Linked DNA regions of Homo sapiens: region 2 is linked to region 1. A link is a loop called in an ENCODE intact Hi-C map of the cell type or tissue named here. Cell type or tissue: HepG2. All regions are shown on one strand. Each heading gives the region's core, and the rest is flanking DNA. Links, peaks and the distances in the headings are about the cores only. Region 1 overlaps HABP4 (hyaluronan binding protein 4). Region 2 overlaps SLC35D2 (solute carrier family 35 member D2).

Region 1 (15,527 bases), core at 3,106-11,105:
ACACATACTGTGTATTAACTGTATTTCATTTTTCTCAAGGGAGAGTTACAGATTGTGTCTTGTACAATTCAGAGTTAATCAAAGGAGAACTACACTCTGTGTCCCCTGAGTAGGTTACTTTCAACTCTGTTTCTTGATAAGAGCATTTCACTGAGTAGTTGATGACTTTTTTTTTTTTTTGAGATGGAGTTTCGCTCTTGTTGCCCAGGCTGGAGTGCAGTGGCGCGATCTTGGCTCACCGCAACCTCCGCCTCCCGGGTTCAAGCGATTCTCGTGCCTCAGCCTCCCAAGTAGCTGGGATTACAGGCATGCGCCACCACCCCGGCTAATTTTGTATTTTTAGTAGAGACGGGGCTTTTCCATGTTGGTCAGGCTGGTCTTGAACTCCCGACCTCAGGTGATCCACCAGCCTCAGCCTTCTAAAGTGCTGGGATTACAGGCGTGAGCCACTGCACCTGGCCGAGTAGTTGATGACTTTTTAAACTGTGGTTGAGGTTCCATGCACTTCTGACGCCTTTCCCATGTTGGTTCAGCAGCTTTGCGCCCCCTGCCTAACTGCAGACGTGGCGGGAGATGAGTCCCCGAACGCTTGGCTGCTCGGTCAGGCACTGCCACAGCGGCCAGCGTGCTGCAGGGGTTGCTCAGGGAGCTCCTCCGTGTTGTGAGGCCTTATTGCTCACGGCTTACGTCCAGCTCTTCTCAGAAGCTTCAGTTTTGCAGGGAGAGGTTTCGGGGAAACATCTAGCAGCATATGTTGATAGGGATGCCATGGGGTCATCAAGTCCCCGACTTGTTACTGAACTTAAGGCTAGGTCCACTGAAGCATTCCCATTATGGGATTTAGAATCTGTATCATTCCATCTACAGCTTGATACCAGTCACTATTTCGAGGTGGGAGTGAGCAGGTAGCAGGTTCTTCCTCTCTGTGGGGTATTAGTTATTGATTTTCATGTGGAATCTCAGGAATGTTATGCTATTGTAGAGTTGTCATTTACACTTTGGTTAGTTTCATTTTCTGAGTGAGTACTTTGATTAGGTGTCATTTAAGATACAGGGTTCTTGGGAGGCCAAGGCAGGTGGATCACCTGAGGTCAGGAGTTCGAGACCAGCCTAGCCAACATAGTGAAACCCTGTCTCTACTAAAAATACAAAAACTAGCCGGGCGGTTGGCGGGTGCCTGTAGTCCCAGCTACTCGGGAGGCTGAGGCAGGAGAATCGCTTGAACCCGGGAAGCAGAGGTTGCAGCAAGCCGAGATCACGCCATTGCACTCCAGCCTGGGCAACAAAGTGAGACTTCGTCTCCAAACAAAACAAAAAAAAAGATACAGGATTCTCTCCCATCCTCTTGTTTTGGTCAGTCCAAGCTGTAGGAGGCCTTACTGAGTTTTGAGCTGTTCCACAAGAAATGGCTTTTTGTAGACATAGGCGGCCGGAGCTTTATTTCCCTGGCAATCTCTGGGAGGTGTTTTCTAACTCCATTAGCAAGCTGGGTTGGTTCTTAACCTGTCCACTTCCTTTGTTCTTTTTTGTTCTAGGCATTGTAAATAAAAATTTCTCTAAAACAAATGTGCTGTCAGGATTGAAATATGCAGCTGACATGTTAGGTAAAAATAGAAGCTGCTCTTTCTTAATCCACACCAGATTTGTCCTCCCGGGCTCCAGAGGTCTCCCAGAATATTTGAAGCAAGTGGGTTAGCTGAGTCATCAAGCCTGGTCTCAGTGAAGCACACATCTTGGTCCTTGTTAATCTTGGAGGATTGAAGATTTTAGCTAGGAATTGTTCTTAAAGCAACACAAGCCAGATCTTGGGTTCATCAGTTTACTTTGTTCTGGACACCTGAAGAGGCAGAAGCACTAGAATACCTAGCAAAGTTCAGACCTAGTAACAACCTCGCGTAAGGCACTGGGCGGTGAAAGCACTTGGGCCAGGGCCAGCTGGAGCTGCAAGTGGAGCCCAAGCCTTAGACTGTGTCCACTCCCTGCTCCACTGCCCCGAGGCCCTTCCTGCCCCTTCCTGCAGTGGGAGGCGACTCAGAGCAGGGACCCCAGGGAGACCTTACCAGCGCTTCCCTGCTGAGTGCCAAACAAGGCAAGGGTTGAGTATTTTGCCTGTTACTATTTTTTGTGTGTATCTTTTTACAGAATGCCAGTGCTCCTGGACTGTTTTTCTTCACCTTTTTAGCATTAAGCATCCAACTACCTAAAGCCTCTGCTTTATTTTAACCTGAGACCTCAAAGGGGACACAAATGTTAAACATGAAGGCTGTCATGAGCATATGGCCTAAAGGTGTTGATATGCTCGTGGAAACTTTGCTCCATTTCCTGGTTGTAGGAATGTTTAATGTTGTAGCACTTTGGAGATTCTCATCTGAAATCACTGACATATCTTCCTTTCTGTAGGTTTTTACTTTACTTAAAGTGGGGTTTTTGTGTGTGTGTGTGTGTGATACCCATTATTATGAGTTGAAGCCAAATCAAATTTGGATCAGATTTAATTAATTTATTTAATATAGCTGTCACAAGAGATAGAATTTTAATGAAAGCAGTTCTTAAAAAGCAGCTTGACTTCTTTGTGCAGTGTTGGTAGAACACTCAGGTAACCATACTCTTGTTTTTATAAAGTTTCTCTATATTTTGAGTCAGAATTGTTTATTATAAATCATGTGATTTTTAGCACATGGTATTATAATCAGCACCCATGCTGAAAGGAATTTCTCTGTTAAGTTCTGTTCTGGGAAGGGGATATTTCCTTATTTATCAAAGCATTTGTGAACAGATAAGACAGAAAATAAGCAGAAATGAAAACTTTTTTATCTCAGCAAAATACACTTAGATATAAAACATGTATATTGTTTGCTATTATTAGTCATGCCAAATCTTATATCTTAACCTGCTCAGCTGATAGAAATTTGGTCCCACTTGAAATCATAATAAGTTCAAAGATGTTTGGATTAAGATTGTAATTGCAAGAATGTGGGACTCTAGAACATACAGAACTCACTGTCTTAGAATCAGAACAGCAGTGCTGTCTTCCTTTGTCCAGCTCTGCAGCCCAGGGCCAGAGACAAATCCAGAGAATGGCTCTGACTAGCCCCTGATGGTGTTTTAGCTCCTGTGTAGCACACTGCAGCCACTAAGCCAGATGAGTGTGGGGATGGCTGTGGACTTGTGCGTGTTTGATGCTGTAATTGTGTTTCAGATGGTAAAAGATGACTATGAGGACGATTCCCATGTTTTCCGGAAACCCGCCAATGACATCACATCCCAGCTGGAGATTAATTTTGGTAACCTCCCTCGTCCTGGGCGTGGAGCCAGAGGAGGCACCCGGGGAGGCCGGGGAAGGATCAGGAGGGCAGAGAACTATGGACCCAGAGCAGAAGTGGTGGTAGGTGTCTGTATTGACGGTTTGGCGAAAGAAGTTAATAAGGACAGTGCCCTGGGCCCAGGATGGTCTAATTTCAGAGGGTCATGAGTTTCTGCAGTCACTTCTTTCTGTAGCTAGTGTGGGACTGATGTTGGGGCATTTGGACGGTGTTGTAGCATCATGGACATCTTGCCTAGAGACCGTTCTGTAGCCCTGGCTTCCAGGGTCTGCTGTGAAGGCACTCCCGGGATCAGAGAGAAACTCACTGTCACCCGCATTAGACAAGATCCCCAGGCTTGGGATTGAACTGGAGCACCTGACGTTTTGCTTACTGTGGCCTGATTGTGTGCCTTGGGCTCAGGTGATGCTGTCAGAGTGGACAGAATCCTCCCTAAGATCTCAAGCCCTTTGTGAGGGGACCTTCCTCAACCCCTCCCCGGCTCACCTGCCTCACACCGTCCTCAGCCAAGGCTGCCTGATTCTAGCTCTCAACACAGCACGCTCCTTACCCCTGGCCTCTGCCTGCTGGCCTCCATTCATCCTTCCAGCCTCACTTCCTCACAGGTTTCTTTGATCACATCTCCTAGACCGATCAAGGTCTCGGAGCAAAGGAGTTTCTTTTCATTGAAGCCTGATCTCCGTGTGCGGCTGTATTCTCACTGGTGTGGCTATCGGTCAGCGGCTGCTTTTGCTCATTACCGGTTTACGCAGTGCCACGCAGTGCCTGGCATGTAGTAGGTGCTTCCTAATGTGGTATGGACACTTATTCATTGGAAATCAGCCCCGAGGCCCCATGGCACAGACCCCTTCTCTGTGGCTGGTCTTGGCAATGCTCCTCCTGCTGCCCGGTTCCCTCGCTCTAGGGAGCAGCCCCTGGAAGCAGTGTCTATGGTTTGTTTTTGCTTAAGCAGGAGCAAAAACACAATTTTTTGGGCGGGGGGTGTAGGGGTATATTTGGGGCCAGGTTGGAAATAGGGTCTATTCTGCGATAGGAAACACACCCTCACTCCTTTCCTATAGCGGAGCTCTGTCCCCTGCAGCACTCCAGGGAGTGTGTTGGGAAACCACTCTGAGATCCAGTGCCACCCACCTCTTCACTGGCATCTGTCCCCACCTCCACAACCTGTGCATCCCTCCACCTCAGAACCGCCCTTAGGGCCCGCCCCCGCCCCCATCAGGTCACACTGTTTCCCAATCCAAGTCCTTGTTCCCTTTGCTCATCCATTGAGGTTCATCCCAGGGAGAACCTTCTCTTCCCACAAAACCTTGCCTGACCTTGGTGTCCACTGTGCCACCAAATTGCACTGGATGGCCCTCCTGTGGCCCCTCCTTCCCAGGACGTGTTAGTGAAGCTCCTGATTCGATGGTCAGTTTCTCCAGCACCGTGAGCTCCCCGAGGATAGGCACTGTCTGTGCTCCTCCAGTGCCCGGCACGCAGTAACCATTCTATTTACTCGATGAAGGACGTGCCCATGCAGAACCCCCAGTAAGAGCTTGCAGGACGTAGGAAGGGAGGCAGCTCCTTTTTCGAGGAGGCTGGAGGCCTGTGTGGGAGGGGGAGCTGTACTTTCCTGGGTTAGCAGTGACCTGTGACTCTCCCCTTCCCACTGTGGGTCCTGCCTCTAATGCAGGCCCCTCAGCGTTGGTGCCAGGCCCTTGTTATCCCACTGGGATATCGGGAATGGATGAAGGGGCAGTGGATTTCAAAGTATTTCTTTTTTTCTTTAGATGCAAGATGTTGCCCCCAACCCAGATGACCCGGAAGATTTCCCTGCGCTGTCTTGAAAGAGCCCTGTTTCCCAGCACCGCGGAGCTGCACTGCACACCTGTGGGGAGACTTTTCCAGCTGGGCCAAGGGAGTCAGACTCTAAGAACAATAGATGTTGCTTTTCCCGTGTCATGTAAATTTGTTGCACTTTTTTGGGCTGAGCTGTTAGAGGGGCTTCTCCAGAGGCTCGAGAGCAGGCCATTTCCCAAGAAGATGAAGAATGGTGACTGTGTTTTTATTGAAGGAATTTCAAATGAAGAATAATGTTTAAAATGTGTATATAGAGATAGTATAGACTCCTCCGCGGAAGCATGGAGGGAAAGGAGGTTGTAAAATAGACTCCATGGAGACTCTTAGGAAGCAGTAGATTCCCGGGGGCTGTGCCTTTAGCGTTAGAGGAAACACATAGAGCTGGAACTGTTAATGGAAAGCAGTCACAGCTGAGTTTTCGGAGACCAAGAAATTAAAATACAATTGCACTTACTGTTTACTTGTAAATGTTATCTTCTCTCCTGGAATATTTTGAGTTCTGGTTTTCACTTAACCAATCATTTAAAAATCGCTATTGTGTAGCCACTGGCCACCACTCTGTGACACAGAATCAGAGAAAGCGTTGATTTTTAATGGTGATTTAAACTACCTCGTGGTTTCTGTGTGTGTGCACACACACATCTAGTGTTTGGGTGGTTTTTAGGAAGAATATTAAGTATGTGACTTCAAAAACCATGTTATTTAACCTGCCAATCAAATGGAAAGGGATCATGGCAAAAGCAAATACCGCATCCTTTTCTTCCGCAGAACTAGAGTCAGAGTTCGGCAGCTGCGTACAAAGGCCTCTGCCCTCGGCTTGAGCAAAAGTTGTAAATAACTAGTATTTATTAAGCACTTATAAGCAGTTTTTCTCACTTAGTCCTGGCTCCAGTTCTAGAGTTCCTCTTTATTGCTTTTGGTGAAAGTTTGGGGTTGGGGGTACACCTCAGAGGTTCAGTAATTCACCTGGAGTCCCACCCTGAACAGAGCTGGACCCAGAGCCACACACGCCCGGGAACACACACTGTGCTGGGGAGGAAGTGGGCCTAGGAGGGCCTGCAGGTCCAGGCAGCTGTAGAGCTGCTAGAAGCTGGGGTGTTGCTCTCCCCGCTTTCTCATAGACACAGAGGTACTGTCTGCCTGTTGTCACACAGTTCATATGCTCGCTTGAGATGGAATCTGAACCTTGGTCCCAGGATCTGTGCTTTTTCCCACTTTGCCACACTGTCTAAGGTGGCTTTGAACTGGAACCCAAGTGCAAATAAAGGTTGGTATTCGCTCCTGACTTTGTGTAGAGAAAACAGTCCTTTGGTTACTCCAGGCCACAGCAGTCGGTCATGATTTTGTTGAATAATCAAAGTTGAATCCATACACGTTAGGGTCAGTTAAGGATGTTTGCTTTGGGTGATAGCCTACTTTTGGTCTCTTATTTATTATCTGAGTACTAAGGTTTATCAACTGAGTGTTTTCTTCCCTTTCCTGGAAAAGGCAATGGATGCAAGTGCCCTGATTTCTGAAATCTGAACCTAGCCGGTACAACATCAGGGCTGTGTCATGAGTCAGTGGCTTTGAAGCTGTCACACTGTCATTTTGCCTAACTGCGGCTTTGAAGATTAGCCAGAGAGCCCTTTGAAGAAACTTTCCTTTAGTGTTGTGAATAATACTTGAAAAGCCCACAGCACTTGGTTTAATGTTGCAGTTGCAAAAACACTGACAGTTCCTATCCCATAGAGCTGTTGAGTCATGTGGTTGAAGACAGTTTTGGGGAACCCGGTGCACGTTCTGAACCTGTAATGGGCTATGTTTGCTTACCAGGGCTAGCTCTCGCTGACTTGGTCGTGTGCCTGGATGTAGGCATTTTGTTTGCACCCTTTCTGGATCGTGCCAGGTTGTACATAGCCCCAAGTGCCCCAGAGAAGCCAGGGAGGACAGAAGCGAAGGGCAGGGGGGTGTCACCAGCATGCCGTTGGGACAGTCAGATGCGGAGGCGGCAGGACCTTTTGGACCACAGTGCCCCGGCCGGACTCCTCAGGTGCTTGTGACGTGGGTGTGGACATGTCCTGAGGCAGGGCACCCTGGGCACCACGTTTCTGGCTGGCGACTTAGACTCAAGCAGATTAACCCCATGAAAGACGCCGATGAGGGCTGTCGTCCCCAAGTCTCCTGAAAAGTGGAGGTCAAGCAAGTTTGAGCTGGTTATAGCCAAGCCCAGGCTGGACTGGATCATGTCTGAATCAGGAGTTGACTGCTAGGCCTCAGGGGTGTCTGAGTTGTGCCACCAGGGCGGCTCCTGAAGACTCAGCTCAGGGTGAGGTCCTGGGGCTGCTGCGCACAGCCTGTCACCAGGTGGGGAAAGCTGCCCTGCAGTAACTGGGCTGGGGGGCCAGATCCTCTAGAGATAGGGGTGCTTGGCTGGGTGCGGTGGCTGACACCTGTAATCCCAGCACTTTGGGAGGCCAAGGCAGGCAGATCACTTGAGGTCAGGAGTTCGAGACCAGCCTGGCCAACATGGTGAAACCCTGTCTCTACTAAAAATACAGAAATTAGCCGGGCGTGGTGGCAGACGCCTATAATCCCAGCTACTCAGGAGGCTGAGGCAGGAGAGTCGCTTGAACCTGGGAGAAGGAGGTTGCAGTGAGCCTAGATCGCGCCACTGCACTCCAGCCTGGACAACAAGAGCAAGACTCTGTCTTTGGAAGAAAAAAAAATTTTTTTAAAAAGGGAGGTGCTGCCCAAGAGGGAGGGGTCAGTACCTAACTTGGGATGAAAGCCTAAGCTGCATGTCAGACCAGCCTGGGAAGAGGCAGGCTGGACACACTGCTGCCGGCTGGGAATGCCTCCGAAGTCAGAGTTGGATGCTTTGAACAAGACCCCTCTAGCCTAATGTTGCTCATGAGCCTTTGGCGTTTTCATTCCACGCAAGGTGGGCCCCTCTGAGCCAGCCAGCCTCCTTCCTTGTGCTGGTCAGACTTCAGACCATTTCCTTCTGTTGATCAGCAAGTCCATGCCATTCCAGCACATGGGAGCTTCACGGGAAGGAGACTGCTGTCCTCTGAAACTGTACTGTGCGGTGCTGGCAGGTGCTTCGGAGCAGCTGAGCCTGCGTCTCCGAAGCTGGGAAAGGCAGAACAGGAGCTGCCCGTGCCTGCCCTGTTCTCAGCAGCAGTGGGCCTGCCTGCTCTCTCCACATGGCGGCCTCCGCTGTAGACACAGAAGACAGATTTGCTCATTTTCTTTGGCTGCTGCTGTCTCCTCTCAGCCTTCTGCAAGGACCGTGGCCCATGTGAACAGCCTTCCCTGAACCCTCCCGACACTCATGCCTGCTTCAGACAACCTGGGGTGGGCTGCGGGCGTGAGAGGCTTTGGCCTGGCTGTGTCCCACAGGGGGCCTGTGTTGTGGATGGAGGATGAGGTGTGGAAAAGGGAATGAGGAAGAAAAAATGCAGGGATATTTTAAAGCCTTTTTATTATCAAATAAGATACAGATAAAAGTGCAAAACTAGACTGGGCATGGTGGCCCACACCTGTAATACTTTGGGAGGCTGAGGTGGGAGGATTGCTTGAGGCCAGGAGCTCAAGACCAGCCTGAGCAACACAGTAAGACCATGTCTCTACAATAAATTTTAAAATTAGGTGGGTGGCACACACCTGTAGTCATAGCTACTTGGTAGGCTGAGGCAGGAGGATGGCTTGAGCCCAGGAGTTTGAGGTTACAGTGAACTATGATCATGCCACTGCACTCCAGCCTGGGTGACAGAGAAAAACTTCATCTCTTAAAAAAAGTGCAGAACTGCCTTGTAACCACGTTTTCCTCCAAAGCCTGGCCACGTGGACCATGCTGATCACCACCTCATCCCCGCGCTCCCAGGACTCGCGCTGCCTCCAGGCGCTCCCCTCCACGCCAGTGCTGCCTTTTCAAAGAAGTCTTTCAGACTTTAAGTCCGAAGGATGCCCCTCCTCCTACCCGCTTTCCCCCTGCACCTATGGCAAAGCCTGGTTACTGAAGGAGCAGAGCGTTTGCTTGAGAGCCTGGGAGCCCTGTCTTGTCGTGCCTTGTCATTTTACAGTCAGGCAAGGACGCTGTCTTTCTTGCTACCTGGCTACTATTAGGGAAGGTAGAAACTGAAACCAGATTCAGTCCCTGAGCCCCACATCCTTTCTACACACTCCTGAAATTTCCAGTGAAAGGACTAGTCCCTTGGGCAAAGCTGTTAGGAGAGGGGACAGGAAAAGGGATGCCTGTACCTCAGGCAGGGGATGAAAGGAGACATGGAGTGTTTGCCTCTGTGCTCAGCCACTCTGAGCCATGTGGCGATGGCCATGGTGCCTAGCAGGGTACTGCACACTGCAGCAGTGCAGAGGGCCCACGCTCAGGTATTCTCCATGTAAACCGGATGGGACTAAAACTTGGCTCCCTAGGCCTAAAGGCCTAGCGGCTCCTGCCTGCTTTGCCCAGCCCAGCTTTTCTGCACATCTCCTGTTGCTCCTGGAAAGCTCTCTGCCTGGCCACAAAGTTTCCTTGGACTCTAGATGACAGGAATTTCCCAAACCAGATTGCAAAGGCTCTCACACCCCCCACAGCTACGCCTTGGGCCAATCAGTCCTCTGTGGGGAAAATCAGGGAACCACTGCCATCTGAGCACTCTTTTCTTTCTTTCTTTCTTCCTTTCCTTTCCTTTCTTTCCCTTCCTTTTCTTCCTCCCCTCCCCTCCCGTCCCCTCCCCCCTCCCGTCCCCTCCCGTCCTGTCCAGTCTCGTCCCGTCCCATCCCGTCTCCCCTCCCCTCCCCTCCCCTTTCTTTTTTGTCGGAGTCTCGCTCTGTCGCCCAGGCTGCAGTGCAGTGGCGCGATCTCGGCTCACTGCAAGCTCTGTCTCCCGGGTTCATGCCATTCTCCTGCCTCAGCCTCCCAAGTAGCTGGGACTACAGGTACCTGCCACCACGCCCGGCTAATTTTTTGTATTTTTAGTAGAGACGGGGTTTCACCGTGTTAGCCAGGATGGGCTCGATCTCCTGACCTCATGATCCACCTGCCTCAGCCTCCCAAAGTGCTGGGATTACAGGCGTGAGCCACCGCGCCTGGCCTGAACACTTTCTTTACAAAACTGTGCCCAATCCCAGAGGGCTGAATTACATAACTTTGGGAGCTCAAAGCCATTTGTAAGGTAAGGAGTGCCTGCCATGTGGCATCAACTTGTACATAAACCCACAGGAGGCTTCTGAGAGTCTCAAATGTTCTCAGACACTGAGGCAGGGTAAGACATTTCTCAAGAACCACCACCCTGCAAAGGGACTGAGGGCGCCTTCAGCAAGGCTGCCCTTTCTGGGCACCCATGTGTGCTGCCCCCCCCCGCCCCCCGCCCCTGCCCAGGAACTTGGCTCACATTGACTTCAGTGTGCCTGGCACTCCCTGGAGTTGTGCGATGAACAACCTGCACAACTGTACTGGCGGCCCACATGGATACTGGCCACGGGTCTTGCGTCAGAGCAACAGTGAGGAAAACGTTTCAAGTATCTGAGACAAGTTCTAAGCAAACTGACCACAACTTGCATGTTTTGCTGGTGAGAGGATAGAGCTGGAGCCAGCGGTGATGCTGGGGAAGTTTTCAGGAAGAGGGAAGGTGGATAGAAAGACAGCAGGAGAAATGGGAACGCCGTGTGGCCTATGAGGGACATGCTTGGGGAACTGGGTTGCTGTGACCAAGGTAGAAAGATGCCCTGGGAATTTTTACTGAGGCTCCCCGGCAGGCCCAGGCAGGGTGAGGCTGCGTGGGTGTTGCTGATTGATGAATAGACCCTGCCATCACTGCATATCTCCGGGGGTGCCTTCCACACGGCATCTGTACAAACAGCACACCTGGGGTGTGTGGCCACAGCCAGCAAGTCACTAAGTTGACCCATCGATGCAGCCTTCAAAAATTTGGTGCGAACTTTTCTGGGGAGATGGAGGGGCCTCAGCTTCCATCAGATCATCGCACAGGGGCTCCTAGCCTAAGAAAGTGTCAGCAGCACTGCCCTGCTGCGCCTGGAATGGGCCTCCTACCATCCCAGGGTGGGTGTCAGCCCGGCCATTCCCAACCCAGTCAGGCCGAGGCCCACCTAAAGGAAGGCCCTGGGCTGATGGCTCAATACCCAGTGGAAGAATGAGGCAGACGCACCTGCTGAGAGGCTTCAATTGCACCTGGAGAGAACTTGCAGTGGGCAACGGGCGTGTCCAGGAGAGACCTTCCCCGCAGGTCTAGTCCTTGTGGATCCCGAGCCAGATCAGAAGCCGGTCTAGAAAGGTGACAGCCTGGGACAGCCAACCATCGCTGGAAAAGGGAGGAGATGGACAGCGCTGTACTTACCACCACCACCACCACCACAGGGCCTGTCTCAGGGCTTGAGTTTGTGTGGACGGCAAGGACTAGCTTCCTGGGCCGCTAACTCTCAACCGCAAGGCAAACTTGGGTTGGGGCCCAGAACGGCCGTCAGCCGTTACCCTCCAGCCTGGCCAGTGAGTGCTGAGTGGACACTCCGCGGCTACTTAAGGACACGCCAACCGCGGTCCTGCCGGGGCGCTCCGTGCGTCTCCCTCCGGCTGGGTCCCGGCTGACCCCGCAATCCAGGCGCAGGCAAGGGAGACCCCGCTGGCTCCACCGCCCAGGCCACCCTGAAGTCCCCGCTGGAGGAGGTGCAGCGGACCCGCTCCCGGGGAGCCCGTCCCGCGCCCTCCCTCCGAGAAGCCCCTTCCTCCAGCTCCTTCCTCTGCCCGCCGGCCCGAGAGCACCGAGGCGGCTTCTCTGTCCTGTGTACTGCCCAGGACAAGCGGCATTGGAAGCGAGTGAGCCGTTCCCAGCTGGGGGCAGCAACAGCCCGGGGCCAGGGAAACGCATGGGGGCCTGGACCGTCCGGTGGCACCGAGTAGGCGGGTGCCAGGACGCCAGACACGCTGCATTCCCCGGAGTCCCACGCCAGGGAGAACGGCCCCGCCTGAAAAGACGTCGTTTAACACAGAGAAACACACCCAGGGCCAGGAGAAACCATTGTCCTCCCCGAGTCCCACAACGCACAAAGCACACGGTGGCCCTCCCACGCGGAGTCGTCTACCCCTTTAGAAACAGACTTGGCCCATTAGAGCCTCCGCGGCCAGGCCGGGGCCTCCTTACCTGGGGATTTAGGTGTGGACCCAGCACGCGTCGTCCAGAAGCGTGTCAAAGCCATGCAGACTTGCTGCCAAAGAGTCAGGCGGGGTTAGAGGCGGGGAGGCAGGGGCGGGGAGGCAGAGGCGGGAGGCCCCCCACTCCCACACAGGCCAGGGACCCCCGAGGCGCTGGGGAGGAATCCGGAAGGCTTTGCTCAGGGGGATCCATTTCTCCCCCAATAAACGGATAGACACAGGGAGGCTAGGACGTAAGGGCAGGCTGCGCCAACCGCTTGGAAGACAAAATGCCCAAAATCAATGTGGAAAAGCTAAAGCTAGGACGACATAATACAGCAGGACAGTGAGCGTGACCCCCTACCCACGGCGCTGAGGCCAGCGTCCTGCTATTAACTGAGCAGCTCACCAGCGTCACAACAGCTGCTAACGGGAGAGGAGCGGGCAGCGGCGACTGTGCATTTTTACACTTCTCCTGGACAGCATTAATTTTATTTTTTTTACTAGGCAAAATATATATGGCTCTTAGCGTGTGCCAGACACTTGTTCTCAGCTATGAAAAATATTAACTTTTCATTTCATCCTCACACAACCCTCTAAGATGGATACTGCCATCCCCATTTCAGAGAAGAAACGGGTTTAGGGAGCCTAAGTCACTTAGCCCAAATCTAAGCTAAGTGGCAGCACTTAGGTTTGCAAACAGCCTGGGCCCAGAATGCATGTTCTCAACAATTGTACCAAGCTGCTTTTTCACACAGTGTACAGCAAAAGCTTTAACGTCTTACAAATTTTTGACCCAGAAACCCCTTTTGTAAGAATTTATCCTAAGGAAATAGCCAGCACCGCCCAGGAAGAATTTCTGCAGAACACGGATGCAGTGCTCTGACAGTAAGACGTCAACCGGGAGAGTGTGGCAGCTAGTCAGGGCGTGCTACAGAGGAGCTAAAGCTCGTGTTCTTGGAGAATTCCTCCCTAGATGCTCCTTTCCAATGCACCCATAGCTGCACTTAGACACACAGAGGAGGGGGAGACGGCAAAGTTGATGTCACAGTCCCCCAGCTAAGGCACAGCCACGTACTTCTGTTAAACCAAACGCTAGGTGCTCACTAGTCCAATTGTACCACTGAACTAAGTGAGGCTCGGCCAGCAGATCAAGGGTCCCCAAGGCCACAGAAGTGGCGGAGCTGGGGCAGATACGCCCAGTGGGACTTGCACTTTCCACGGCAACTTGTATTTCAGTCCACTGAGGGGCCGCGGGAAGGGTCCCTTGCAGCTCCTCTCCCATGGCCCAAGCTTGCCTCTGAACAACCACTCTCGAGACTTAGCTTCAGCGTGTGGGTCCCCACTTCAAGGCAAAATAGTTTACGTGACCTCTTTTTAAATGTTTACACCATTACCTGTGCATAAAATTATGCTGCAGGTACCAAAAATATCAGAAACTGAGGGACTGTAATCTGCTATCAGTCATTCTTTCCCCAATTATCTAGAGAAAATGACCTAAAATATATGACAAAGTAGCGAATTGAAAGATATGCCCCGATACTGTTTTAAGCACTTTCCACGTGTTATTTTAACTCTCATACCAACTGCTAAGGTAGGGATTCTTTTCATTTCCATTTCACTTAAGCAATGGAAGCAGAGGGGATGAGCAAATCCCGCACAAGGTGGATGGGCCCTGGGCCGAGTGGCTCTAGATGACAGGGAAGGAGACAAGTCTCTAAGGACCAGGGGTCCCTGCAGCCTGCTGCCTCCCAGCCACAGGCCTAGAAGGCCCAGCCCCCCAGGAGGAACAGACATGCCTCGTGGTTTCATCTCAAACAATGCCTCCAAGCCGGCCCCTTTGCAGCACTCAGGGACTTCACGGAGCTGCGTGGTGGCGCCAGCTGCCTGAGCTCTAGTGGGTCAGGGGAGAGCTCTAGTGGCCTCAGGGGAAGCCATGGAGGGGCAGGGAGAGGCCACAGCTCCCACAGAGCCAGGGTCTGCAAATGAACACTCTGGGGGGTCATGTGTGGTGTGGAGTCGGGAGAGGGGCGAGAAGGCAGGTCTCTGGTTTTTACTTTGGACACTTGTAACCCAGTGTGAATCCAAGCACAGCTCCTTGGGGGAACTGGGTAGAACTCGACAGAACACAGGGTCTTGAGTCTCAGCAGTAAGCTGTGTGTGAGGTGTGGACACTGAGCCCTTGGGGTCCTGCCCGGCACCAGAGGCAAGGCAGGTAGAAAGCAGGGGTCTGGCGTCCGGGGTTGGACCACAAGCTGGGGAGGGTGCTGGGGCCGGTGCCGCCCGACCTTGGCAGGCAAAATGCCCTGCAGGATCCCAAGAGCCTGACTGACTTAAGTCTTATCTTTAGAGGTCTGCAGAAAGTCAAAACTTTGTGTTGTGTGAGCTGGTGCTGGGGTGTGAGGAATGGCCTGGCAGCAGGAGCCCCCTGTCACTCACCACCTTACCCTACAGAAGGGGGCTGGACTAACTTCCAGATTCAAACACTAAAGCCCTAACCCCAGCCCCTTCAGATGTGGCTCTATGTGGACATGGGGACTTTAACGACGTGGTGAAGTTAAAATGAGGCCATCGGGGTAAGCCCCAATCCAATCTGACTGGTGTCCTCTTGAGAGGGGAGTAGAGGGGAAGAGAGGCACCAGGGCCACGCAGGCACCAAAGAGAGGCCCTGCGAGGAGGCAGCGCCTCCAAGCCCAGGAGAGAGGCCTTGGGAGAAACCAAGCCCGCCCACAGCTTGGTCGTGGACTTGCAGCCTCCAGAACTGTGAGGAAATGAACTTCTGTGTCAGCCACCCAGTCTGGGGTATTCCATTATGGCCGTCCTAGAAAACTTACACAGATTCCGGGTTACCTCTGCTTTATGATCTAACCCACTGCCTACCAGAATTCAAAATGCTTGGTAAGTAACACAATAAACAAAAAGGCTGTTGGGTTAATACTTTTAATTACATGATTGTAATTATACAATTTCCACTATTCGATATTTTGTATAAAACCAGTTACAACCCACAAGATTTTCAAATGTGACAATATGTATCAAACTACATACATATGCAAAGTTTACACGCCATTAGGAAGCTTTATCTTAAAAATACCTTCAGGAAAATAAACATTCATTCAACCAGTTCTCTTGGCTTTAAAAAATATGATTAGAAATATACGCTGTAAAAAAAAATCAAGACAATGATTGATCAATACTGATCAGTTACATTTTAAAACTTTTAATAATCT
Region 2 (15,527 bases), core at 2,393-10,392, 150 kb before region 1:
GAGACCACCCTAGCCAACATGATGAAACTCCGTCTCTACTAAAAATACAAAAATTAGCCAGGTGTGGTGGTGGGCAACTGTAATCCCAGCTACTCAGGAGGCTGAGGCAGGAGAATCACTTGAATGCAAGAGGCAGAGGTTGCAGTGAGCCAAGATCGTGCCACTGGACTCCAGCCTGGGAGACAAAGTGAGACTCCATCTCAAAAAAAAAAATTTTTTTTAAGCAAAATGCTCACAATCACAGGTCACCAAACACAGAAGAAAGCAAACCACAATGAACATCGCCTGAAACAAAAAAACTGCATGCTTAAATTCTCAAGAGCTGCTGCCAATGCTGGGATTGTCAGATACAGAATATGGAATAGCTGTGTGTGACACCTAAAGAAATAAAAGGCACAGTCACAAGGATCACCAGTGAGAGTATTCTAAATGAACAGATACGTTTGGGAAAAAACTGTGGAACTTTTACAAATAAAATATAAAATTGTTAAAATCAAAAACTCCATCAACATTAAATCATTAAATCAGACACAGCTAAAGAGAGAACTAATGAATGGAAGATAGACAGAAATGTTTTTACTGCATGTGAGTACATCATTGCAATTGAAATCAAGTTTGAGAATTGAAGAGTGTTGATCAAAGAGGTCAGGAGTTGTCTTTGTTCATTTACACAGAATGAAAAGTGTGGCAGGTGAGAGGGAATCCATCTTCCTTCACAGGAAAAATCATTTGATGAGTAATTCCCTGCTATAGGAATTCAAGGGCCCCTTCAGTATGGGAGAAGGTACCAATGCCTGTATTGGAATGAATGCCCGCTCAGGGAGGATACTCCCAAGATTTCCAACAGTGTTGCCTCTGGGGAAGAAAACTACAGTGTGGAGGCGAGGAAGAATGGAGGGGAGTTGGTGTTCCCTATTTATTCTTTTTGTTTGTTTGTTTGTTTGAGATGGAGTCTCCTCTGTCACCCAGGCTGGAGTGCCGTGGCGCGATCTTGGCTCACTGCAACCTCCACCTCCTGGGTTCAAGCGATTCTTCTGCCTCAGACTCCTGAGTACCTGGGACAACAGGTGTGCATCACCACACCCAGCTAATTTTTGTATTTTTAGTAGAGATGGGGTTATGCCATGTTGGCCAGGCTGGTCTCAAACTCCTGAACTCAGGTGATCCACCTGCCTCAGCCTCCCTATTTATTCTTTTGCACCTTTTTAATGATTTCCTAGTTGCATGTATCACCTATTCATGCAAAGGGATTTTCAAGTCTTTAGAAGACTGAAATAGACACAAACTATATGGTCTCTCAACCAGAAGATATACCTAAAGAAAATTTCAAGAACGGGGCCAGGCGCGGTGGCTCACGCCTGTAATCCCAGCACTTTGGGAGGCTGAGGTGGGCAGATCACAAGGTCAGGAGATTGAGATCATCCTGGCTAATACAGTGAAACCCCATCTCTACTAAAAATACAAAAAATTAGCCAAGTGTGGTGGTGCATGCCTGTAATCCCAGCTACTCGGGAGGCTGAGGCAGAATTGCTTGAACCTGGGAGGCAGAGGTTGCAGTAAGCCAAGATTGTGCCACTATACTCTAGCCTGGGCAACAAAGCAAGACTCCATCTTCAAAAAAAAAAAAAAAGAAAGAAAGAAAATTTCAAGAACAAAAAAGCCTAACTGTTGGACAATACAACAGCCTGGACATCTCTCTTTAGAAATTTTCCTGAATATAGCAGGTATAGCACTATAGGAAAAGGCTGTCATAGTCACATAATTATTTGAGGAAGGGATCTTGAAAAACTAAGGACATGGTGACAAAGATGAAAACATATTACTGCCAGGCCTGGAGGCAGGAGCCTGTAGTCCCAGCTAATCAGGAGGCTAAGGTAGGAAGATTGCTTGAGCCCAGGAGTTTGAGTCCAGCCTGGGCAACACAGTGAGACCCCATCTCTTAAAAAACAAAAACCAAAAAATCCTCAGCATTGAACTTGAAATGTCAGCTGACTTCATTTCAGACAAACTTTCAGAAATCAATAGGCAACATCATATTTTGAAGAAGAACAGGACATTAGCATGACTTTCAAAAACAAGAGTTGTATGCTTGTTCCTGGTCTTTCAGGCTGGGTTTCCAGGTATCCTGGGTCCCTGACACCTCCTTTGCTGCAGGGGTACTTTCCAGAGAAAGTCAGAGAAACACAAAGGAATTCTGACAGAATAGACAGAAGGCATATCTTGATTTGACTTGTCAAGAGATACTGTTGACCAATGCTTCTACTTATCTATGGTTTCTTACCCCAAAAAACAGGAAAGAAGAAACTGTAGGATAAACACAACATTCTTCCATTGGTTGAATTCAGTAGCCTATTATTAAAAAGAAAAAAACTAATGATTAGGTTAATAATACTGCAGTTTAAATTTACTGGTTTTACCAAACTGCATTTTGATACAGGAACCATCTTCCCAAACAGAAAACATAAAGCTAAAAATCCTAGGTCATACTAGTTGTGGGACATTGGGCAAATTTATTTTCTTCCCTGAACTTCAGATTCATTTTACAAAATCTAGCTTATTTAAAAAAAGGAAAGCCTTCCTCAAAACGTTGATATAAGGACTGAAAGAAATTGTTTAGGACTGTGCTGATGGCCAGCACAAAATCGCAAACGCTATTATCGCTGAGGCTATCATTGATTCACTGACTTTATACACCTTTACTAATTTAATTTGTGGTCCCAAATTCAAGGTTGGGTTTATTTTTTATAAATCGTTTTAGAAGAAAGTTAATTATCTCTTTTTTTTCTTTCTTTTTTCAGACCAGGTCTTGCTCTGTCACCCAGGCTGGAGTGCAGTGGTGTGATCATGGCTCACTGCAGCCTCTACCTCCTGGGATCAATCAGTTCCTCCCACCTCAGTCTCCTGAGTAGCTGGGACTACAGGCACAGGCCACCATGCCTGGCTAATTTTTTTTTTTTCTTTAAGTAGAGACAGGGTCTCACCATGTTGCCCAGGCTGGTCTCAAACTCCTGGGCTCAAGTCATCTGCCTGCCTTGGCCTCCCAAAGTACTGGGATTACAGGCATGAACCACCACACCCAGCCAAAAAGTTTATTCTTAATTAATAATGTAGGCAAGAAAAGTTTAAGGTCATAAACTGTTCTCAGGAACTTGCACATGCTTAGGAAGTATTGTGAACAAATAAACTATTATTTGCTACTTATAAAGCAATCAAGTAATTGGGGTGGAGGACATGGTAGACAAAGAAGTTTAAGACTTCATTTTTGGCCGGGCGCAGTGGCTCACGCTTGTAATCCCAGCACTTTGGGAGGCCGAGGCGGGTAGATCACCTGAGGTCAGGAGTTTGAGACCAGCCTGGCCAACATGGTGAAACCCTATCTCTACGAAAAATACAAAAATTAGCCAGGCGCAGGGGCAGGTGCCTGTAATCCCAGCTACTACAGGGGCTGAGGCAGGAGAATCACTTGAACCCGGGAGGCAGAGGTTGCAGTGAGCCGAGGTCACGCCATTGCACTCAGCCTGGGTAACAAAAGCAAAACTCCACCTCAAAAAAAAAAAAAAAAAAAAAAAACTCAATTTCTGCTCTCCAGGAATTTAATCCCTAGCTGAGAAAATAAAATTAACCCTCTTGAGGTGACAGGTGACAATAAGGAGTATTTTATTCATGGTTGGCCCCTGCCTGTATCCAAAAACGATCTGAAAGTGTCTGAAGACTGCCCGTAAGTATGTGCTCAATAACATGATCGAATATAAGTTCTACTCACTTTCTATTAAGCAATACTTTGTTAGCCAAGTTTTAGAAACTCAATGTATTTAAAATGAAATCTTTTAAGTTTATAATTCAAATTTTTAAACAATTAAGGTAGAATTCTCTTCTCCAATCTGTACCATCTTGTCACATTTCACTGTCATTGTTTCATGAGTAATGCTTTGCCCACTTCACTTCTCAAAAGGATACACATGACAAAAATTAGCTGGGCATGGTGGTGTGCACACTTGTAGTCCCAGCTACTGGGAAGGCTGAGGTGGGAGGATCACCTGAGCCCAGGAGATGGAGGCTGCAGTGAGCTGTGATGGTACCACTGTACTCCAGCCTGGGCAACAGAGTGAGACCCTGTCTCAAAAAAAAAAAAAAAAAATACACGTTAAATGTTCCTAATTGTTGAAACTGGCTGATGGGCATATATGTGGAGTTTGTCATGTCACTCCGTCTCCTTCTGTATATGTTTGACAGTTTCCTTGCGTCATAACACTTTTTGTTAAATGTTCACTTATGAAAGAAAAATATAATAAATATAAATCTGTCTTTCCAGCAAGCCCCAAGCTAATCAAAGGAGCAGAAAACTTCCAAAAGAATTAAAGCCAAAAAGTTTATGCTTAAGGTAGTCAAAGACCAAAACAAAACAAAACCACAAAAATCATGGGAAACACTTAGTGTCTGAAATTAAAATAAAATTGGGAATAAGAGAAATACTTAAGTTTTAAATTTCAAACCAAGGGTAGAAAAACATCTATTCTCTCAAAGAGCTAAAAGTATTTATGCAAACAGTAAAATATCAATCAATCCATTAATAAGAAATAAATAAAAACTCTATATGTGTTCCTGATACTACAAAATCCATTGAGGGCTATTTTGTGACTCTCATAAAATATTTAGATTCTTCACCAACCTAAATTTTGTTTTGTTTTTTTTTGAGATGGAGTCTCGCCCTGTCGCCCAGGCTGGAGTGCGGTGGCACGATCTCAGCTCACTGCAACCTCCACCTCTCGGGTTCAAGCGATTCTCCTGCCTCAGCCTCCCAAGTAGCTGGGACTACAGGCACTCGCCACCACACCCAGCTAATTTCTGTATTTTTAGTAGAGACAGGTTTTCACCATGTTGGCCAAGATGGTCTCGATCTCTTGACCTCATGATCTGCCCGCCTCAACCTCCCAAAGAGCCGGGATTACTGGCGTGAGCCATCGTGACCAGCCCCAACCTAAATTTTTATAGATTTTAGTTTTATTTCCTTAATAATGATGAGACGGTATTAGTGGCATTTTTAAAATAATGCAGCATGATTTATTTTTAAATCATAAAAAATAATGTAGCATTATTTATTTTTAAAAAGAAATAATCAAAGGTAAACAACAATAAAGCCCTTCTTCCTTTAGACTTACTGTTGGAACGTGAGTCTTTTTCACTTTGCACTCAGGGTTTTTTAATCAGGGAAAAAAAGTCCTATTATTTATCTCTATTCATCAACTGTAATATACTAGATGTACTTTGAACCTATTGCAGTGATTCAAATACTAAAGAAAGTTCACCCGCTGAGTATTTTCCAAGGGCCTAATTTGTTAACAAGAGAAGCTGTCATCTCTGACTTTGTTCATCAGAGATAGAATTGAGGCACTGTTAATAGATCTATTGACTGTGTAAGTCCAAAGTCTGGGCTTGAATTCCCGGAGGAATGAGTCACACACACACATTTACCACAATCTCTGATCTTCTCCATCGCTCCTAGTCCCAGTTAACCAGGGAAAATGACTCATCAAGTTTCTTTCCATTAACAAGAGAAGTTAACATTTTGCTCTAATTCATTAATCAGCTTTCAGAACACTCAAACCAAACTTGGTAAACAAAAAGCAATTTTATATTACAGGCTAACACACCTAATTCATTTCTTTCTCCTATTTGGTTTACAATCTAAAATGAATTCCACCACATTCAAAAGGGACCAATGGGAAGAAATTTGCCCTGATTCAGTGAATACAGAGCAATGTTAGTAGTGGAAATCTCACTGTTGTTTTTTGCTTTTTGTTTTTTATATGGGGTTGATGGCTTTTTTCTTGCAGATTACAGTGAGTGTCTCATATATTTTGGCATCTCGTCATACAATACTTTTAAAAACTAGTCAAACTTGGCTGGGCGCAGTGGCTCACGTCTGTAATTCTAGCATTTTGGAAGGCCGAGGCGGGCAGATCACGAGGTCAGGAGTTCGAGACCAGCCTGGCCAACATGGTGAAACCCTATCTTTACTAAAAATACAAAAATTAGCCGGGCATCATGGTGGCGGGCGCCTGTAGTTCCAGCTACTCAGGAGGCTGAGGCAGGAGAATCGCTTGAACCCAGGAGGCGGAGGTTGCAGTGAGTCGAGATCATGCCATTGCACTCTAGCCTGGGCAACAGAGGGAGACTCCATCTCAAAAAAAAAAAAAAAAAAAAAAAAAAAAAAACTAGTCAAATTTTTAACTCCATGACTTGACTTGTACTTTGTTATTTTATAGAAGGCCTTTTATTATGGTTATAACTATACTCTATATCTTCTAATTATAATTTTTCTTATTGGTTTTGAAAAACAAATCTATATAGTTAGCACTTTGGTCCATCTGGAATTTCAATGATTAGCAGTCACTCTGGCGGCTCGAAGGTACTTACAGACTTTCTAAAGGAACTTCTGTTTGAAATCTTTGAAGTCTGATCAAATAGAAGAGGCTAAACAGGGTAAATATTCGGATATTCCAGTACCACAAGCCAGAATAGGAGGAGGATATTCTCCTAGAGCATTAGGATTTAATAAAGTATATGTTAGCTGAGCACAGTGGCTCACCCCTGTAATCCCAGCACTTTGGGAGGCTGAGAAAGGCAGATCACTTGAGGTCAGGAGTTTGAGACCATCCTGGCCAACATGGTGAAACCCCGTCTCTACTAAAAATACAAAAATTAGCTGGGTGTGGTGGTGCGCTCCTGTAATGCCAGCTACTCAGGAGGCCGAGGCAGGAGAATTGCTTGAATGTGGGAGACAGAAGTTTCAGTGAGCCAAGATCATGCCACTGCACTCCAGCCTGGGTGACAGAGTGAGACGCTGTCTCAAAAATATAAAATAAAATAAATAAAAATAAAGTATATGTTAGGTCTCTTGTACTTTCTATAAGGGAAGGATATGTTTTCACACATGAAGGAGAAAACAAACACTTTTCATATACAAATGAAGTAAATAAAGATGACAGTGGAGGATGTGTTTCTAGAGCCAGAGTGCCTGGACTGACCACCTGCTATCCTTGGGAATGTATTTAAGCACAATGCCCTAGATGCTTTGCCTATACGATAGAAATAGTAACAGGACCTTCTCTTCTGCTGTGGAAATGCAGTGAGATAGTTCATGAACAATGCTTTGAAAAATGTCTGACATAATAAGCCCTCAGCAAGTATTAGCTATTATTATTATCACATGAGAAAGCAGAAGATTCCACATGATAATCATTACAGGCAGAGGGCAACTTCTGAAAACACCATGCTACAAGTTTATAAGTCAATGACGTTGATGTAAGAACACATATTTCTTCTGAAACAATGTTATACATTATTAACATAATACACCTAATCTATTTTACTCATAAAGAACCTAAAATTCAGTTTCTGGTCACTATGCCTTTCATAGTGTTGTTGCCATGGGGAAATATGCTTTTAGCCCCAGTGAGATGTTTTAACAATATTTAGGAGTTTCTAGATTTATATTTTTGGAAAAAAAAAATATATATATATCTAAAATACCAGAATTTCAGAACAGATAAACTCCGCTGATTTAAAAAAACAAAACAAAACAAAAACAAAAAAAAACCCTCGTTTCTATAATAATGAAAGGAGACAAGCCTCTAGGACCACTTCATTAAGAGTTCATAATTTTTCTTTTTATCTTTTTTCCTTTTTTTTTGAGATGGAGTCTCGCTCTGTCACCCAGGCTGGAGTGCAATAGCGTGATCTCGGCTCACTGCAACCTCTGCCTCCCAGGTTCAAGTGATTCTCCTGCCTCAGCCTCCTGAGAAGCTGGGATTACAGGCACCCGCCACCATGCCTGGCTTATTTTTGTATTTTTACTACTACTAAAAATACTCTCTACAAATGGGGTTTCATCACGTTGGCCAGGCTGGTCTCAAACTCCTGACCTCAGGTGATCTGCCTGCCTCGGCCTCCCAAAGTGCTGGGGTTACTGGTGTGAGCCACCTCGCCTGGCCAAGAGTTCATAATTTTGTTTTGTGTAATGTTGGAGCACTGACTCAGTTTAAAATTGATTGATGGTAGCTGAAAAACAAATACTGTGTTTTCAGGTATCATGCCCTGCTCATTCTTACTAGAGAGGTGCAGGTGCCCGCTTTATCTTCCAAAACGGAATTAACAGGGAGGCTCAGGTTCACAACGTTCTAAATAACCCGAAAAAGAGAGCTCTTTATCGAGATTGGTGCCACTTGGTAGTTTTCCATATAAACCCGTGGAAATGGCTGTTTGTGCCCGGGGACGAGGTTGCTAAGCCCTTCTGCTGATCCCTCCTTCTGGGAAGAGAATTGGACAAGTGAGAAAGTCCAGCTGGAGAAAGAACAAGGAGCTGCCCAGGAGTCCACAGCAGCCTGCAGCCTTTCAGAGTCACTCAGACCCTAAAAGAGCTGCAAATGGGATTGACTTTCAACTGGTGGGCAACATACACCCATGCTGATTGCTAAATATGGAAACACTGTCCTGTCCATGGGTAAATGGGTGCTGCCCCAGCCCCAGGCCAGCAATGACGGGGTTATCGCCTGGCTGGTCAGGGCTGTGTCCGGAGTCGAGTCTGTGGGTGGAGGTCCCGCTGAGGAGGGTTTTGCCCATCGCATCTCGTTTCTCACAGTCACTTACACATCAGCAAAGTTCTCAGAGGCTGTGTGGCCCGCGACTTCCTGAAGAAGTCCGGGCTTGCACCCTTCGGGGTGGCCACTGGAGCTGTCACTATGGAGAATGTCCACACGTCCTGAGAGACTTGGCCTCCACCGCTCCACTGGGCCTCAGATCTTACCACTAATTTACCATTTTATTTGTCTCTCACCAGCAGCAGATACGGTTTCAGGGCAAATGCTGAAAGAACAACACCTTCCCAAAATTCAAATGTGGATCCTGGAATATTTAGAGGTAAAATGGCGTGATGGCTGGGATAGGTTTTAAAATACTCCAGAGGAACAAAAAGCTGGGGATGGATGAGGACAGATAAAATAAGATGGCAAAATGCCAAAGTGTTGAAGCTAGGTGGTGGGTCCCTGACAACTCATTGAATTACTCTATTTTGTGCATGTTTCAAAATGTCCGTAATAGAAAGTAACAAATAAATAAACAAACCTATGTTTTAAAATGATCAAAATCCCCTTCTAGGGTAAGTAGCTCTCCCAGGGTCCCCACATTAGCAAAGGGGGATATGGAATTCAAACTCAGATTTGTATTGTTGTTTTCCAAAAAGTACCAAGTCCAGAGTTCTTGGCTCTCCTTGATATGTGGCTAAGGATAAATGCCAATGCAAGGGTAGTGCCAAAAGGTGTTACTAGGGATATCAAACATCTTGTTATCATGTACCCTCCTGGTAGTCCTAGCTAACTTTACACTTTTTGTTTCAGTGCATATCAAATGTTAAATATTAAATTTTTTAAAGCCAGCTAAGGAAAACTGTAATGATTGTCATCAGCTCACCTGTTGCAGGTCTCCAGTGGAGACACTAATAATAAGAGTTGGGATAATCATGAAGCAGGCATTGTAGAAAAGTACTCCGTATTTCCCTAGCTCCTGCAAAAACAAAAATGTAAAAACCACTCAGTTTCAGAAACGTGAGGCACAGATTTCCTGGAGCCATTTATACAACTGCATATTCATGCGAAGTTAGAATGTGCATTCTGAGCAACTCTTTTGGAATATTTTCAGCAAATTTCTGACATAAAATGCTTTGGTTTGAGGGTACTGAGATTTTGGAATAAACATTTGTTTTACACCAAAACTACAGAGAAAACGCATGGCAGTGGGAAGCCTCTAGGGTTCCATTCATCTCCAGCATTCTAATTATGTGGGGTTTTTTTTAAAGCATGTAATTCAAAATGGGAAATCTGGAACAAAATAAAGAACATTAAAAATGTTAATATAAACAAAACTCTTTAAAAACATCTGCTCTTTCCATTAAAGGACAGCAGCATCATATATTTACTTTCATTAAAGTGGCCACACCACTTCACCATTTTCAAAAAAGGATGACATATTGTGATCCTCAAAAGACAACAAACCTGTTTTTGCAAAACTTCTACCGTTAAAAAAAAAAAAAAAAAAAAGGCCATGCAGGGGAAAAAAAAAAAAAACAGAGCAGATAAAAAAAAAAAAAAAAGAGCAGATTAAAAAAAATAGCTCATGGAAATAAGCCTGTTGGTCAGAGTGAACTCCCTCATCCAGCACAAAGAGCTTGGAACAAAGAAACATATGCCTGACTCATCCTCCGGGCTTCCTTGTAACAGCTGGGGGTGGGGGAGGGATGGGGGAGGGGGAGGGATGGGGCCTCCACGTGACAGGCAGCCACACAAAAGCAAAGCTCCTCTGCCCCACCCCTCATCATCAGAAGCAGCAGCTATTGCTGGACAAGACCTTACAAATTATCCATTGCAGTCATTTCATTCCACAGATAAGGAAACTGAAGTTTGGAGAAGTTAAGGTTCAAAGTCACAACAGTCAGTAAGTAGAAAAACTTGTGTCTGTAGCCCACATCTCCAGACTCCAAACTAGCGCTCTCTGAACAAATATCGTGACCCCTGACCTTGCCTTGGTGATTGATGATGCTGGTAAAAAAATTAATTTGCCTTTCAGAATAATCCCTTTTTATATGTTCTGAGTGTGCATCTAAACTAGTGGCTTTTCCCATCATATCTCATTTTCACCCAAAATTTCGCAAATAATAACTTATACAGACAAGATAATTGAAAATAAGGAATTTACAGGTCATATTATATAAATTAAATTACATTCCAACTGTACACATTCATTTTCATTTTTCATATAATTCTAGGGGCCAGATGACAGAGCCAAAAAGCCATAGGCAAGGTCTGGTACCTTTGGGTCCATTTTCTGTTTGGTATAAACTCCATTTGCTGCTGTGAAGATATCATTCAGGAATACAAAAATATAGCCTTCTAAGTTAAAAGCAAGGTCAGACCTGGGAGGGAGACCACAAAGGGAGAATGATTACTCAAAAACTCACAACTTGGCCTCCAAGCCCGCCTGATCTACCTTTCCCTAATCAAACCCACTTTTCTGTGGCACACTTTCCCCGCTTTGTGGTAGTGAATGATTAATTCCTCTGCTTTGCCTCCAGACAAAAACCAAACCAGCCCATCAGATGGCTTCGACTCAATCGTGAATGGCTTAAAACCAGAGCGACATTAAGCATCTTCCTTCAACTGCAACCCCTTTCTTTCGCTAGCTGATGAATCCACATAATAACTGGTGAGCCCTGACTTTCCTAAGGGGAGTGATTCGCCCCGATCCACCCAGGGGCTCTGCTTATTGTAGTGAACAGGGCCACCTCCAGGGTGCAGCCAGTGAGGGGCAGCTGGGCAGAGGCTGGGTAAGAGGGGTCGCATGAGGCAGCCACACCTCCATCTGGTGCCCAAACCGCACCCCGTCCATCAAAATGGCAAGGCAGGTATCCATCCTTCTATGTGACCCCTCTATGGCTCCTTTCTTCCCATTCTTTTGAAACAGCTTCTCTTCCATTTCCATTATAAATAGCACCAGCATAAATACGTTTGGGGATCTATGACAGGAACAAGAGGAAGAGCAATAGCTGAGCCATGATGTGGCCCACCCACCTGCACTTGATCGTTGCAGACAGTGCTAGGCCATGTCATAATTCAGAAATACACATTGCCAGGGAGGAAAACCTTTTCCTGTACCCTCTTAGATTCAGTGTCTGGGGGCCTGCTAATTTAACTGATAAAAGACAGATTAACAGGAGAAAGAGAATACGAATCTTATTAATATGTTCCCTGAAGTTCACAGAAAAGAAGTGAAACTCAAAGAAACAGTTAGACTTGGGGACTTACGTTTTAAAAAGGAAAGAGGATTTGGGCTTCAAGGAACAAATAAATTGTGTAATTGTTAGAAAGTAACTAGGAAACCTATGGTGGAAATGATGAACGAGAAGGGTTCTTTTAGGGTTTGTTTATGCAGATGCATCTCAGGGCCGACCCTCCGTCCAGTGATAGGAATTGCTCTCCTCTTCCTGGGATGGGAGAAGCGGTCCTCTTCACAATGGGAAATTGATTCCCTGGTTTTTAGGCAGAAAGGAGAAGGCAGCAAACTTCCTGATCTGTTGATTCTCAATCTTTCTCGGCTCAAAATAATCCTGATCTCACAGTGGCACAGTTTGCAGTGGCATACCCTGAATCTTCTTCAATGTCAAAATAAGATTATTTCTAACCAAAGAGAATGAAACACAGAGCAAAAATTCTACCAAAATCTGAATGCAAATTAAATTGGATTTTTGCTTGACGCCTCCACACATTATTATCTACAAATATATTTGTGAGAAGGGAAATTAATTTTAGTCATCATAAGTCAGAATTCTCCCTCAGTCACAATTTAAAAAAAAAAAAAAAAGGATTTTTGGCCAGGCGTGGTGGCTCCTGCCTGTAATCCCAGCACTTTGGGAGGCCAAGGTGGGTGGATCACCTGAGGTCGGGAGTTCGAAACCAGCCTGACCAACATGGAGAAATCCCATCTCTACTAAAAATACAAAATTAGCTGGGCGTGGTGGCACATGCCTGTAATCCCAGCTACTTGGGAGGCTGAGGCAGGAGAATCACTTGAACCAGGGAGGCAGAGGTTGTGGTGAGCCAAGATCGTGCCTCCAGCCTGAGCAACAAGAGCGAAACTCTGTCTCAAAAGGATTTTCTTCAAAATAAGGGTCTTCCAAATTTCTTACCTACCCACATGTGATTCAGCGTGAAGAAGAGCAGAGTCTGCCGCCCCCTGAGACAGCAGAGCCAAGTGAGTGGAAAGGGGATGGGGGGAGATGCTGCCCACCTCCTGGGAGAGCTGCAGGGGAACTCCTACTCAGGGGACCAAGAGTTCCCAGCAGCGCTGTTCCCACTCCCGGAAGCCTGGGTCACTGTCAGGCAGCTTACCCACTGTTTGTTTAGGCCAGTGGTGACAGCACAGACATTTCTGAAGAATTTACTTGTTTAATCAATTAGAGCAGATTCATGTAACCCTTGCAGTTGTTCAAGCGATCCTCCCATCTCAGTCTCCTGAGTAGCTGGGACTACAGGCATGTGCCACCATGCCCGGCTAATTTTTTTACTTTTATTTTTGTAGAGACAGGGTTTCATTATGTTGCCAGGGCTGGTCTCGAACTCCTGGGCTCAAGCAATCCCGTCACCTGGGCCTCCCAAAGTACTGGGATTGTCAGAGGCGTGTGAACCCGAGCAACTCCATCTTAAATAGGAGCTGGGTAAAATGAAGCTGAAACCTACTGGGCTGCATTCCCAGGCGGTTAAGGCATTCTAAGTCACAGGATGACATAGGAAGCCGGCACAAAATACAAATCATAAAGACCTTGCTGATAGGCCAAAACCCACTGAAACTAAAATGGCCACAAAAGTGACCTGTGGTCATCCTCACTGCTACACTCCCGCCAGCGCCGTGACAGTTTACAAATGCCAGGGCAATGTCAGGAAGCTACCCTATATGGTCTAAAAGGGGAGACATGAATAATCCACCCCTTGTTTAGCAAATCATCAAGAAATAACCATTAAAAATGGGCAACCAGCAGCTCTGGGGCTGCTCTTTCTATGGAGTGGCCATTCTTTTATTCCTTTACTTTCTTAATAAACTTGCTTTCACGCTGCACTGCAGACTCGCCCTGAATTCTTTCTTCCACAAGATCCAAGAACCCTCTCTTGGGGTCTGGATCAGGACCCTTTCCTGTAACAGGATTACAGGCATGGGCTACCACACCCAGCCCAGATGTATTTTAACTTTTTCTGGCCATGTAACTTGTTTTTGAATAAAATGTAAGAGAAGGTGACACGTCACTTCTGGGTGAAACCTTTAAGAGCCAGTGCATAATTCCCCACCTTCCCTTTTCCTGCTTGTTTGGCAAAGGAAGTGCCCTCTGAGGCAGGGATTCCATCAGCCTGGATCCCTGAGTGAACACATGGAGCAGAGCCCTCGCACTAGCACTGCCTAGTGTTGGACAGCGTGGATGGCGTGGATGGGGTGCATCTGGTGAGTGAAGCTACTGCCGTGTGGAGGTTGTTTGTTACAGCAGCATCACCTGCTCATCCAACAGTCTGATCTGCCACTGCTTGCATCTGGATGTGCTAATGTAAGAGGAGAGCAGGATAGGGTCACTGCTGGTCTGTAGCTAAGCACTCACTGCTGATCTGTAGCTAAGCACTGTGGCTAAGCACTATGAATGCCAGCTACCAGGTGGGGATCCATTCTGTGAGTGCCAGAGGAAGAGCCAGGCTGAGCATGGCTACTCCAGGCTGGCTCTTGGTTGAAAGTTAGATGCTTTAGGAACCCCGATTTACCCTTTTAGATTGTTTGTAGACTGTCCTTACATATGTGAAGCACGGACTGGATTTCTGATCACTGGTTCTGGAAACGCACCTGCATACCCACGGTAACTGAAGGGCCATTCCTCACCAAAGACTTACCACAGTTTTATAAACCATTTTTTGCAAAAGTCTTTAACTGGCTGTAAGTCAGTGGTTTTCAAAATGAGCCCTAAGGAAGCTAGAAGAGAGGGGCTGTGCCGGGGAGACCTCAGAGTGCTATGGGAGAAGCCCAGGGAATTTCACCCCAAAAATATGGTACCCTGGCATACAGATTATTTTACATGGAAAGCCTTTGAAGGGCAGCAGATGCTGAAGAGGCTTTTCTTGGATACTCCCTTTTCAATCTTAAAAGAGTGCGCCCACCCATGAGAACACACTTGCTTTCCATCCCCCTCTCTGAAATCTACTGCAGAGAAGACAAGGAATGCAGCCACATCTGGGCAGACTTTAAAAATATAATGTCTGCCTCTCGGGTGCAAATTCCAAAGAGAATCAATCCTTTACAATTTTTGTCTCCCAGGTCCATTCATTCTCTCCAGGCATCATTTCTGAACTCCCAAAAGCATTGTCCCCATTCCCTGCCCTCCCCTGAAGAAGGATATAGAAGCACCTGCACCCCACTGGGTCACTGGGTGGCCGCTCTCCCGTGATCTCTACCCCAGGCATGGGAAGGTAAATCTGTGTGTCTTTCTCTCCTCTCAATCTGCTCTTTTGTCAGTTCCTTTTTTTTTTTGAGATGGAGTCTCACTCTGTCGTCCAGGCTGGAGTGCAATGGCACAATCTCAGCTCACTACAACCTCCACTTCCCAGGTTCAAGCGATTCTCCTACCTCAGCCTCCTGAGTAGCTGGGATTATAGGCACCTGCCACCACACCTGGCTAATTTTTGTATTTTTAGTAGAGATGGGGTTTTGCCATGTTGGCCAGGCTGGTCTCTAACTCCTGACTTCAGGTGATGCACCCGCCTGGGCCTCCCAATCGCTGGGATTACAGGCATGAGCCACCACGCCCGGCCTGTCAGTTCCTTTTTTAATGAACCTTCAGAGAGTAGAAGGGGAAGCTGTCTCCCTTAGCCCCTGGAGCATCCTCCACAGAACTCCTCCCTCTTTAAACTACTTTACTTATAAAATTTCATTCCAAAAAAAGCCTGTCA

Evidence for each region. Hi-C counts contacts between places; a loop is a spot of excess contacts. Peaks named below come from ENCODE experiments on the same cell type or tissue, not always from the same donor. Only the 100,000 strongest peaks of a DNase experiment are listed, where the experiment ranks them.
Region 2: it touches region 1 in a loop (6-fold over the local background); 2 of 110 quality-filtered maps call a loop at or near these places.

The regions. Positions count from the first base shown.
Region 1 is chr9:96,484,890-96,500,416 of GRCh38, forward strand. HABP4 (hyaluronan binding protein 4) reads left to right here. Exons shown (of 8, transcript NM_014282.4): 7 at 3,200-3,385; 8 at 5,093-6,447. The coding sequence ends at 5,149. CDC14B (cell division cycle 14B) reads right to left here. Exons shown (of 14, transcript NM_033331.4): 14 at 15,224-15,527. Among named protein-coding and RNA genes, the nearest start is that of HABP4, 42 kb to the left of the region's middle. RefSeq lists enhancers at 9,218-10,008, 10,621-11,121. In HepG2, for the core only: no CTCF peak of the experiment used is centred there; DNase peaks (open chromatin) are centred at 5,882, 6,572 and 6,762; H3K4me3 peaks cover 831 bases.
Region 2 is chr9:96,334,436-96,349,962 of GRCh38, forward strand. It overlaps SLC35D2 (solute carrier family 35 member D2), which reads right to left. Exons shown (of 12, transcript NM_007001.3): 7 at 10,864-10,966; 8 at 9,469-9,561; 9 at 2,282-2,349. It overlaps SLC35D2-HSD17B3 (SLC35D2-HSD17B3 readthrough), which reads right to left. Exons shown (of 26, transcript NR_182427.1): 7 at 10,864-10,966; 8 at 9,469-9,561; 9 at 2,282-2,349. Among named protein-coding and RNA genes, the nearest start is that of HSD17B3, 40 kb to the left of the region's middle. RefSeq lists enhancers at 8,043-8,567, 8,568-9,091. In HepG2, for the core only: no CTCF peak of the experiment used is centred there; DNase peaks (open chromatin) are centred at 5,406, 6,446 and 10,246.